3 separate regions of the Homo sapiens genome follow, and regions 1 and 2 are each linked to region 3. Evidence: chromatin contacts called from ENCODE Hi-C or POLR2A ChIA-PET data. All regions are on one chromosome and are shown on one strand. Each heading gives the region's core, a stretch centred on a gene start or an enhancer-like site at or near the end of the contact. The rest is flanking DNA. Distances are from core to core; before and after follow the strand shown.

Region 1 (3,841 bases), core at 368-2,867, 460 kb after region 3:
TCAAAAGGATAGCTTAAAAAATAAGCTCTTATTGTAGAATATTTAGGGAGCATAAAAAATTATAAGGAGAAGGCTGGGGCGGTGGCTCAGGCCTGTAATCCCAGCACTTTGGGAGGCTGAGGTGGGTGGATCACGAGGTCAGGAGGTCAAGACCAGCCTGGCCAACATGGTGAAACCCCATCTCTACTAAAAACTACAAAAATTAGCTGGGCACAGTGGCAGGTGCCTGTAATCCCAGCTACTCGGTAGGCTGAGGCAGGAGAATTGCTTGAACCCAGGTGGCAAGGTTGCAGTGAGCCGAGATCACGCCACTGCACTCCAGCCTGGGTGACAGAGTGAGACTCCGTTTCAAAAAAAAAGAAAAAAAAATTACAAGGAGAAAAATGGAAATTACCCATAATCTCATTACTCAGAAACAACATTCAATATTTCAGCACATTTTTTCTAGTTATACAAGCATACAAAAAATAAATATTTGGGATATTTTCCAAATATGTAATTTTAATTATTCTTTTTCCACTTAACATTTTATATTGAACATTTTCGTATGTTATTTTTCTTAAAAACAAACAGTTTTAATGGTTATATACTATTTCTATAATATGAATAGACCATAATTCATGCAATCACCTTCTCATTTTTATATGTAGATGGTTTTTAACTTACTGCTCTTATAATAATGCTATAATGAACATTTCCAGAAATGATTCTTATCTGCATTTCTTACTATTACCTTGGCATTTTCTCCTAAACAAGAATTACTGAAACAATCTGAATTTTTAAAGGTTCTTAATATGTATTATAAACTACTTTTCAGAAAATTAAAAAAAATCAATAACAGGACTGAATGAGTCCATTTTTCTTAATACTATTTTTAATAGTTATTGTCATTGAAAACAATCTTTGCTAATTGAAATTCTTGGTGTTCATAACTTGCTTTTCATTAAACATTAGTGAAGTTGAAGAGTTTCCTTACTTGAGTCAATTATATGTCTTATACTGTAAATTGTCTTATAGTCTTTTTCCATCTTTTCCTATTAGATGGTTAAAGCTTTTATGTGTTAATTATATATATATATAAAATTTTTTTTTCAGAGTCTCACTCTGTTGCCCAGGCTGGAGTGCAGTGGTCTGATCTTGGCTCACTGCAACCTCCGCCTCCAGGGTTCAAGTGATTCTCCTGCCTCAGCCTCCTGAGTAGTTGGGATTACAGGTGCCTGCCACCATGCCTGGCTAATTTTTGTATTTTAAGTAGAGACAGGGTTTCACCATGTTGGCCAGGCTGGTCTCGAACTCCTGACCTCAGGTGATCCACCCACCTCAACCTCCCAAAGTGCTGGGATTACAGGCGTGAGCCACCATGCCTGGTCTGTATCGTCCTTTAATGTGATATGGTTGGCAAATATTTTCTAGTTGGCTAGTAGATTTTTAATTTATTTGTGATGATGACAATATTTAATGGTATTAGGAATATTATGTTATTATACTATAGTCCACTATACATAAAGACTTATCTATGGTAAAAAGAGGTGGAAAATCCAGATAGTACAGATCTTTAGTACATTTTAAATTTGTTTACGTGATTCACATGGCTTGACTTTTGACAAACATATGCCTCCTAGAGCTAAAAGAGTCCTCATAGATTGTTTCACTTCCTCTTTCCTGGTAAGCAGGTCACCATGAAGTAAGAGCATGTCTTATCTTTGCATGTCAAGCATTATTTTGTGTTTCACTTTTATAGGAGAAGAAAAAGAGACATTATGTCATTCTTCTGATTGTGAATTTAATTAAAATCCTGATTCCTGGATGGTATCGTGGGCCTATTGAATGAGAATCTCTGGAGCTAGAACTGGAAATCTGCATTTTAACAAATAAGTCTGGTGATTTTTAGCATTCTAACATTGGAGAACTACTGGTGCTGGAGAGTTCAGATGACCAATGGTGAATTTTATCTCACATTACTAGCTTCTTCAGTTTTCTTCCCCTCAGTGCTCAGGTACTCAATTTGCATAATATTAGATTGTACTCTTTATATATTGGTTCAGAAAGGTTTTTAAGTGTGTGCTGTGAATCTGAAGCTAGATGGAAACTCACTCAAAGCAGGAATTGTAATACCCGGTTTTTGTTTTTTTAATCTCCTTAGACAACTTTGCATAGTGCAACAAAGTTATTGACTCATAGAGATTCAAAGTACCAAAGAAAATGAGATACTTAATATTTTAAAAATATAAGCCTATTTTCTGTATGAGAAAATGGAGGTAGAGTTTTAAAGTCTTTCAAAGTTTGTCAGGTTTCATGGTTTTTGATTTATTATTTTTTGAGGTTTTGGATGATGAACCTTGACTGATACTACTCCAGTGATATTTTTAAAAGTATTTTTATAAGATGTTTTAGAGGTGTCTCTTTTGTAGGAAAGAGACATGAGATAGTAAATTAGAATTTTTATTTAATTTAATCCAAGAATTTGAGACAGTACCTCTTCACAGAGAATCAAAAAATAGCTTGATTTAATCTGCAGTGTACCTATCTCTGTGCTTAAAACTGTGGATCTATTTCAATGGAATGGAACACGATCCTTATCCTTGAAGAACTTAACTGTATTTTACTTGCACTTAATTTTTGGCATTGTTTTACATGTTACTTCATATAATTTTACACTCTATAATTATATTTCTGGAACATTTGCATTGCTCTCATCTGCTTTAATAATGCTATTGCTGATTTATATTCATATATAATATCATGTTCTTTTCAAAGCCTATTTATGTATATGGTTCTAGGAGAGCCTCAAGAACTTAGTATAATATTAATAGAATTTTTTGAGTGTTTGATTCATGTGTGACTCTGAGCTTCACATGAATCCCATCACCGAATTATCACAACAATTCTATAAAGTAGGCTGTGTTATTATCATCTCCTATTTACCAGGTGTGAAAACAGAGCTGAACAAAGTTATTTTAAGAGCTGCAGTCTGACTCAAGAGCATACAGTTTACCTTAAGATCCCCTAGTCTAAACCATTAAACACACTGCCTCCTCAGCAGCATAGGTAGTTGCAAAAACAATTGGACAGATAGTCAAATTCTTGTCTACTTATATTGCTCAGATAGAAGGGGGCATATTTGCTGAACTTGCTCTGCAGTACTCAGTAGAATATTTTCTGTAGGTTAATATAATCCTTGGATGATAGTCAAAAGGTGATCAGAACCCCCACCCCTGCCCTTGATCTCTCCGAAGCCAGGCAATATATTTTTATTCAGTTACTTCTTTTAACCTGAAGTCACCAAATAGCATACTACTAAATGTATAAAGCAAAAACTATAAAGCAAAAAAAGAGAGATTCCAATATACATATTCAAAATCAGATCACATAGAGAACACAAAAGTAATGACACAGAAGAAATAAATGTTATAATCAATAACATTGACTACTAGCCAAATACAGAATTTTTCATCCTTCAAATAGATAATATTATTTTTTAAATATCTCTGGAATATTCACAAAAATTGATCATGTTCATAGCCAAACAAAAACAAACACAGAAAAACTTAAAACCAAAAGTGGAGATTTTACAATCCATGTTCTCAAATAGCTATGTAACTCAAAACTTATGAAACATAGTAAAAGTTCGGAAACATTGTACTTAGATGCAATTTATAGCTTTAAGTGGCACCATTATTAAGAGATGGCTAAAAATAGGGTTTTTTTGTACTCATCCTAAGAAATTTAAGGACCCATGAAGCCGGGCTTGGTGGCTCACGCCTGTTATCTCAGCACTCTGGAAGGCCTAGGCTGGTGGATCACCTGAAGTCAGGAGTTCGAGACCAGCCTGTCCAACATG
Region 2 (3,641 bases), core at 261-2,760, 410 kb after region 3:
TGTGTCTCTAAAACAGCACAGGCAGTTATGCCCTATTTACTGGAATATTTGTGTTTTAGCCAAGTTTGCTATAAAGTACACTTTTTTCTGAAAGCAGAACTCCATTTTGCCAATGGTTTATATTATACAATCTGAGACTGTTTACCAGTATACAAGTTTTATAAGGGCTGGGACATGTGTGTTTTTTTCATTGCAGACACAGTACCTGGCAGATAGGGGGTATTTAATAAATACCCATTGACTGAATTAAGTGGGGTAAAAATTATCTTGTAGATAATAGAAGCATGCTTAAGGGTTCAGAAAAAACTTAGCATGCATTTTAGGTTAAAGAGAAAATTTCTAATGAAAGCAATATTACTCAAATATGGTTACATGTTCAAAATATTAGTAAAATTTGACCGATTCTCCAAATTCTAGGAGATACAGTGAATTTTTGACCAGTTTTAAGTTCTGTTACATTAATTTTGACTCAATGTTATATACTCATGCTACATGCAGTTTGGTAATAATTTATTCATATCCATGTTAAGTACTCATATTTTTCCAAACATGAACTTCTCTATTTTTTTTATTTCTTATTCTAGCAGACATAAGAAAAAAAAATGAAAGGGAATAAAAGCAGAACACAGGGTGTGTGACAATCACTTCTTTTGTTCACACTAGTGAGAGAATCTTTCTATTCCTTAAAGTTAATCAAGCAGCAAGTATTTATTAAACACCCAAAGAGTGAAGTACACAAGGCTATTGAATAGCAGTAATCTTTAGGATTATCTTGTGTCAGCGCTTATTTTCCATGTTACTCATAAACGGAGAAATGTATTTATGATGGCTTTCCAAAGAGTTGATTAAAATGCTTAACACGATTCACCTTTTATTTAAAGATAAAATAATTGAATGGGGAATTCATGAAGAGCTCTTCTCAAATTTATATTATATAAGTGATGAGTATGCTGATTTTTACTCTCAGAACGAAAATAAATAAGAAATTATTAAAGAATCCCTTCCTTTAAAAATCAGATTACTATGTAAATTTTATATCATTTGTTTATGTGGTCAGAAATTTTGGGGAAATCCTTCAAACTATTTATCTGTAGCACAAACTAGAATCTGTCTTTTGCAGATTCTTATTGTGCACTAACTTATTAAAAGATTTGGGAAAATCCACTGTAAGGAAACTTGTTTATCTTTGTTGACCACAGTTTTCAATCTTGGTTGATGATGAGGTCTCCTGTCACCCAACACCTATGAACGTATTTGGGAGTGGGATACTCTGGCTGTACTCAGAAGAGCCATGGGGGTGGAGTTCCCTAGAGTCTTGGGGACAAATCCTCACAGGATGTCCTGCTAGGAACATGACCAGCAGAGTCATGGGAGTGGGGAATCTTATTGTTGAAGATCTCTGAGATCTTAAAACGGTAGAGCCTCCAGAATGCTGTTTCAGCCTGGCAGAGCTGAAGGCATTTGACTCAAACATATGCGAGCTATTGCATAGGCTGCACTCGGAAGAGCCATGGGGGTGGAGTCCCCTAGAGTCTTGGGGACACAAGCCTCACAGGATGTGGTCAAAGAAGGTTGTTTTCAGGCCTCAAGATTTAATGTTATTTGCCTGTTGGGTGTTAGACTTACTTGGGACCTATTACCCGTTTCTTCTTTCTTACTTCTCCCTTCAGAGATGGAAATAATATCTGTTTTGTACCTGTCCTACCATTATATTTTGGAATCATAGAACTTGTTTGATTTCATAGGTTCACAGCTTGAGAACAATTTATCTCAGGATGAGTCATACCTTGAATCTCACCTATATATGATTTAGGTGATATTTAGATTAGATGTTAGACTTAGACTTAAAGTTTATGCTGGAATGAGTTAAGACTTTTGGGGCTATTAGGATAGAATGAATTTATTTTTTATGTGAGAATAACATGAATTTTGGGGGATGAGGGGCAGCATGCTATAGTTTGAGTATTTGTGTCACCTCCAAAATTCAGTTTGAAAGTTAATCTCCAATGCAACAATCTTAAGGGGTGAGGCCATTAGTAGGTGATTAGGTCATGAGGGCTCTGCCACGTGAGAACAGGGTTCAAAGTGCCATTTTGGAAGCAGAGACCAGGCCCTCACCAGACACTGAACCTGTCAGTGCCTTGATTTTAGACTTTCCAGGCTGTGGGTCCATGAAAAAAAATTATGTTCCTTATAGATTACCCAATATCAGACATTTTGTTATGGCAGCACCAACAGACTAAGAGAGAAATGAAGTCAGGAAAAACCACTGACATATTAGAACATGGCAGAGGGAAGGACCGGCAAGTTATCGTAAGCACCTTAGAATTTGCCATTTAAAGAGATGGTAGATGTCCACCATCCTGCCCTTGTGCAGTGGGGATATAGGATGCAAAGGAGGATGAACCTCAGCTCCCTACTCATTTAGACTTGCTCATCTGATAAATAGGAGACTACTTCACTTAATGGCTTTCTTCTTCTGGAATGCTGCTGGAGTCAAACAAGAGTGATCAGCACATATTTTTTGACAATTCTTTTTCCACCATGCCCTAGATGAGTATCCCACTCCCAAATATGTTCATAGGTGTTGGGTGAAAGGAGGTTCCATCATCAACCAAGACTGAAAACAGTGGTCAACAAAGATAAACAAGTTTCCTTCCAGTGGATTTTCCCAGATCTTTTAATAAGTTAGTGCACAATAAGAATTTGCAAGAGAGATAAAGTTTGAAGCATTTCCTCAAAATTTCTGACCACAGTCTCTGTATAAGTCAGGGTTCTGTCTGTTTTTAAGTAACAGAAATCCAGCTCTGACAGGCAAAGGCCATAAAGAGAGCTTAGTGGCTCATAGAACTAAGAAGCCCAGGCATGGTTGAATTCTGAGGCCTCAAATGATGTCACCAGGGCCTGTCTCCCTCAGTCTCTTGGGCTCAGCTTTCCTCTGAGTTAGTTTCATTCTCACACAATCTTTCCTTATGTGTTGATCCTTGGCAGCTCCAGGCTTACATCATTTTTAAATCTACAAATTCCACTTGGGAAAAATACCTACTAGAGAATGGAACTTTTCTGAAGTGAATCATTTTTGAATTTAGAGATATTTAAATTGATTGGCTTCCCAATTCCCTGACATTCACCCTACTCCAAGTTAGTGCTTTATAATTTACACAATGTGTTTTTTTTTTATTACTTCCGAAGTCATAACCCAAAGTGGGTACCTTGGGTTAATGAAATAGGTTATGGATACATTGAGGTGAACATATAATTTTACAAACTCTATAGTATAGTACTTAAAATAAACCCTTAAAATATCTTAAGCTATTACTCTATAACCACTGACTATGAACCAATTTCTATTGAATTTTGTTAGAAAACTCCAGAAAATATATACCTATTTGAAAATTTTTAGTAGTTTTCAACTTATTGAAAATTTATGAGTAGACTCCAAATATATTTCATTGAATCACAGGATTCTTCATTAGTTTCTCAAATTGGTACTAAATCATCAGCATCACAACACTGGAAGGAACTGGTGAGTAGTCAATATGAAAGAGGTTTCACTTTAATTGGCCAACTAGTAGTTATTTTCATTTTGAAATGTATAATGATAATGACTTTATTTTTACATATGGGTTATTTTGGGGGAT
Region 3 (4,048 bases), core at 21-2,520:
GAGGCCAGTTAGGAAGTTCCTGTAATTATCTAGGTGAGAGGTAATGAAAACCTGAAATTGAGCAGTTACTGCGGAGTTGGACAAGACTGTGCTTGGCACAGTCACAAGATGGATAGCCTCTAGGTCAATTTTTCAGTCCAGATAAGAGTAAGTATTTCTTATCTCAAAAATATTAATATATACCATATGTTTTTAATATGTCCTTAATCTGTACAAGAAAAGTTTTAGGGAAAAACATCTTGTATTTTCCCAAGTAGACTATCCCACAGATTTAGTTTATAATATTAATAGCTTCATAAACACCTTTACTTCCAGACTAAAATTCCATCTTCATGTAGTGTTTTCCTACTGAAAGACTGTGTTTATCTTTTTTCCCTATTATTTTGTACTTTTTTCATGGATATTTCAATCCTTGGCCACTTTTATTTGTTATGTTTATTCAGCCTAAATCCATGGATATGCATATATTTAAGCTGGTTAGTATTTATTTCTGCTTTACCCTAACACCACTGCAGAATAAATGATAACGCAAAGCAGGAAGCCAGGCAGAACCTGTGAAAAAGAAACTCTTCTCTTCTAGACCACAAGGCTCATTCTATTTCTAGATATAAACAGCTTATACTTGTTAAAAGGAAGTACCTCAAAAAAAAAAAGAGGATGCATTCTAAAAAATTCAGAGAAGTTTGAATATTGTCTGGAAGAAAAGACTAGTTTATATACTCAAAAAAATTTATCTAGGCTGGGCACAGTGGCTTACACTTGTAATCCCAGCACTTTGGGAGGCCAAGGCAGGCAGATTACCTGAGGTCAGGAGTTCAAAACAAGCCTGGCCAACATGGTGAAACCTTGTCTCTTCTAAACAAACAAACAAACAAAAAATTAGCTGGGCGTGGTGGTGCGCCTGTACAGAAGGCTGAGGTAGGAGAATCACTTGAACCCAGGAGGCAGAGGTTACAGTGAGCCGAGATTGTGCCACTGCACTCCAGCCTGGGTGACAGACTAAGAATCCATCTCAAAAATAAAGAAATAATAAATTTAAAAAATTGATCTATATGCCAGGGAGGGATCTTTGAACAGGCTCAATAAAAGGCACCCCTCTTACCTACTTGGTTCTAAACCAATTGAGAAATAAGACAAAGGAATACAGCACATAAGAATCGAAATATCACCTTTCTTTCTAATAAATGCTTGTAAAAAGAGAATGTGGCTTTTATGTGTAACACAAATAGGCTTTCTAGAACGGATGCCCAGAATGAGTCACAGGCAACACTAGACAAGGGCAGGTCTCCCCACAAGGAATATCAGAGAAAAACAGTGAAGAATGGCTACTCCCAAAGGCAGGAGAGTAGAAGGTGTTAGGCTGTGCTTACCCAATTTCTCCTAAACCCACCAACAAATTAGCAGAAGGAGTGAGGGAGAGGTGTGAGAGGCTGGGTGTCAGGGCTAAGCGGGACAGCCTCCACATGAAGGAAGGATCTGAAGTATGGAATCTACTTACCCATCACCATTTACCCAGTCAATCTATACAACATACTGATAAAGACAGCAGGAGAAGATTCATTTAATGGCCATTGAAAGATACACATTGATTTTGATAAGAATTACAACAAATAATATTTCTTTTTTTCTTCCATTTTTTTTTTTTGACAGTCTTGCTCTGTTGCCGGGCTGGAGTGCAGTGGTGCAATCTCAGCTCACTGCAGCCTCCCCCTCCTGGGTTCAAGTGATGCCCCTGCCTTAGCCTCCCAACCAAGTAGCTTGGATTACAGGCATGTGCCACCACACCTGGCTAATTTTTTGTATTTTAGTAGAAATGGGGTTTCATCATGTTGGCCAAGATGGTCTCGATCTCCTGACCTCAGGTGATCTGCCCGCCTCAGCCTCCCAAAGTGTTGGGATTACAGGCGTGAGCCACCACGCCCAGCCACAAATAATATTTCTAAGAGTTGCTTCCAGAGGATAAAAACAGCCTTGGAAGTAAAAAAATTTTATGATAGCAGCAATGTGTGCTATGTCTGGAAAAACAATAAAGGGACATAAAAATGGATCAGAAATTTAAAATATATATTATTTTATATTTTTATATATAAAAAGCAAGAATCTGAGTGTTAATACCGTATGTCCTTGAAGTGTATAGATGAGCCTTCCTTCTAAGAGGTCCAGAATCTTAAGGGTACCATCTGAAGAAGCTGTGATGAGATAGTTACCCGAAGGATGGAATGATATGCAATTAACTCCACCGCTGTGAACTGATTTGTAGAAAATAAAAGCAAAAAGTTCAGAGAACAATTCTTACTTTTGAAGATACCCCAGTGCCTTATTAGCAATAGGTTGTAAACAAGAGCACTGTTTCCACAACAACAAAACTCTATATGGCTCACTAAAACGAGTATTTTGGCATCACATAGCTCTAAGCTTCCAGTTAGAGAGCCAGAATAACTTTAAAAATGAGACTGTGTCACGGAAAGGTAATCTTATTGACCACATTACTATAAATTCTTTGGATATATTGCCAATAAAACTGACAGTTAATCATCACCAGCTCAGATAGGGTATATAACCTAGTCTCAAATTAAAGGTAATAACTAATTAGTGGCTTGGGATTAAAGGGAGAAAAGTGTGGAGACAGTTTGAAACGGGCACAGTCCTGCCATCATGCTTGAGACTTTGTCTCCAGACAGTATCCTTCCAACAGGAGGCAGTATAACACAATGATCAAAAGTTAATTTTTCTATGCACTGTGTAAGCAGGAAGACCTAAGTAGTTCTATTGATTCTTTGAGCAAGTTAATTACCCTATTTAAATCTCAATTTCCTTATCTTAAAAATGTGAGTAATAATGATACCTCCTAGGAATATTGTTTAGATTTGGCACAGTGTCTGCTACATAGTAAACACTGGAAAAGCTACTATGTTTAATAATCATTTCGATTTAATATAAATCCAATATAAACCAAGAAAATTCACTTCTCTTTTAGTTCAATATCAATACATAGGCATAGTAGGTAGTTGTTTTCTACCAGTTATAACACCTATTTGTGCTCACGTAACTCCCTGTGATTCAGAATTCAGTCATTTCTATCCTGACTTCTCACACAATGCTGATAACCAGAATTTGAAAATCTCATAGCAACTTCTTTTTTTTTCTTTAAACCAGCCCTCACATCATTTTTAAGGTCTCTTCACTTCCTGCTGTCCTTGAGCTTCTGAGACCCTGCTGTTGATGGGAGCTAATTATACTATTCTCTAGCCTGTTCCAAGGCAGCCCATGACCCCAAGTAAGACAGCCAAACCACACCAACAAGGAGAATCAGTCCTTCCAAAAGGAGTCCATTCGGTAACTGAATTTTTTGTTAGGAAAATTGTTACCTTGGTAATGCTGTAGTAATTTGTTCACTCTTACATCCCAGACTTTCACAGTTTGATCAGAACCTGCTGAAGCTATGCATGTACCACTAGGGTTAAAGTCCACAAAATTTGCAAATCTAGGAGGAAAGAATAAGATGACCTAATATTTCAATTTCTTTTTTTTTTTTTTTTGAGACGGAATCTCACTCTTGTCACCCAGGCTGGAGTGCAGTGGCGCAATGTCAGCTCACCGCAACCTCCGCCTCCTGGGTTCAAGTGATTCTTCCACCTCAGCCTCCCGAGTAGCTGGAATTACAGGCACATATCACCATGCCCAGGTAATTTTTGTATTTTTAGTGGAGACAGGGTTTCACTATGTTGGTCAGGCTGGTCTCAAACTCCTGACCTCAGGTGATCCGCCTGCCTCAGCCTCCCGAAGTGCTGGCATTACAGGCGTGAGCCACTGCACCCGGCCATATTTCAATTTCTTTACTCATTTATTTATTTAAATTGTTATAATCAAACGTCTCCTTAGAAAACTAACCCACATAAATGCACAAAGAAAGTGTACTTACCCAACGGAATCTGAGAAGTTATTAACACATTGCTTATTTGTGGTATCCCAAATTTTAATAGTTTTATCCTCACTACATGACACAATTAGTCTTCCATCGGGTGAAAATCTAGAAAGAAGAAGAAAG

What was found. Hi-C counts contacts between places; a loop is a spot of excess contacts on that map. ChIA-PET counts read pairs that join two places held with the same protein, here RNA polymerase II (POLR2A). Pooled maps may share reads with other maps.
Region 1: a map with no recorded cell type shows a loop between it and region 3 (7-fold over the local background). The contact joins two enhancer-like sites. A Hi-C loop is called at or near these places in 2 of 37 single-sample maps with no recorded cell type and 2 of 50 pooled maps.
Region 2: a loop to region 3 is called in a pooled map, with 4 times the contacts of the local background. The contact joins two enhancer-like sites. A Hi-C loop is called at or near these places in 1 of 37 single-sample maps with no recorded cell type and 6 of 50 pooled maps. POLR2A ChIA-PET finds 5 or more read pairs at or near these places in 1 of 52 experiments (GM12878).

The regions. Positions count from the first base shown.
Region 1 is chr12:89,925,659-89,929,499 of GRCh38, forward strand. LOC105369890 (a long non-coding RNA gene) reads left to right here. Exons shown (of 13, transcript XR_001749246.2): 3 at 1,742-1,996. Among named protein-coding and RNA genes, the nearest start is that of LINC02399, 20 kb to the right of the region's middle. Within about 2 kb of position 1,618, at least 5 of the 41 ENCODE cell types and tissues checked have a DNase peak (open chromatin) inside an H3K27ac peak, as active enhancers do.
Region 2 is chr12:89,879,366-89,883,006 of GRCh38, forward strand. No RefSeq gene overlaps it. Among named protein-coding and RNA genes, the nearest start is that of LINC02399, 67 kb to the right of the region's middle. RefSeq lists enhancers at 1,244-1,373, 1,454-1,523. Within about 2 kb of position 1,511, at least 9 of the 41 ENCODE cell types and tissues checked have a DNase peak (open chromatin) inside an H3K27ac peak, as active enhancers do.
Region 3 is chr12:89,468,246-89,472,293 of GRCh38, forward strand. It overlaps POC1B-DUSP6 (POC1B-DUSP6 readthrough), which reads right to left. Exons shown (of 11, transcript NR_189589.1): 5 at 3,923-4,030; 6 at 3,369-3,484; 7 at 2,116-2,249. POC1B (POC1 centriolar protein B) reads right to left here. Exons shown (of 12, transcript NM_172240.3): 5 at 3,923-4,030; 6 at 3,369-3,484; 7 at 2,116-2,249. Among named protein-coding and RNA genes, the nearest start is that of GALNT4, 55 kb to the right of the region's middle. RefSeq lists a silencer at 2,659-2,778. Within about 2 kb of position 1,271, at least 7 of the 41 ENCODE cell types and tissues checked have a DNase peak (open chromatin) inside an H3K27ac peak, as active enhancers do.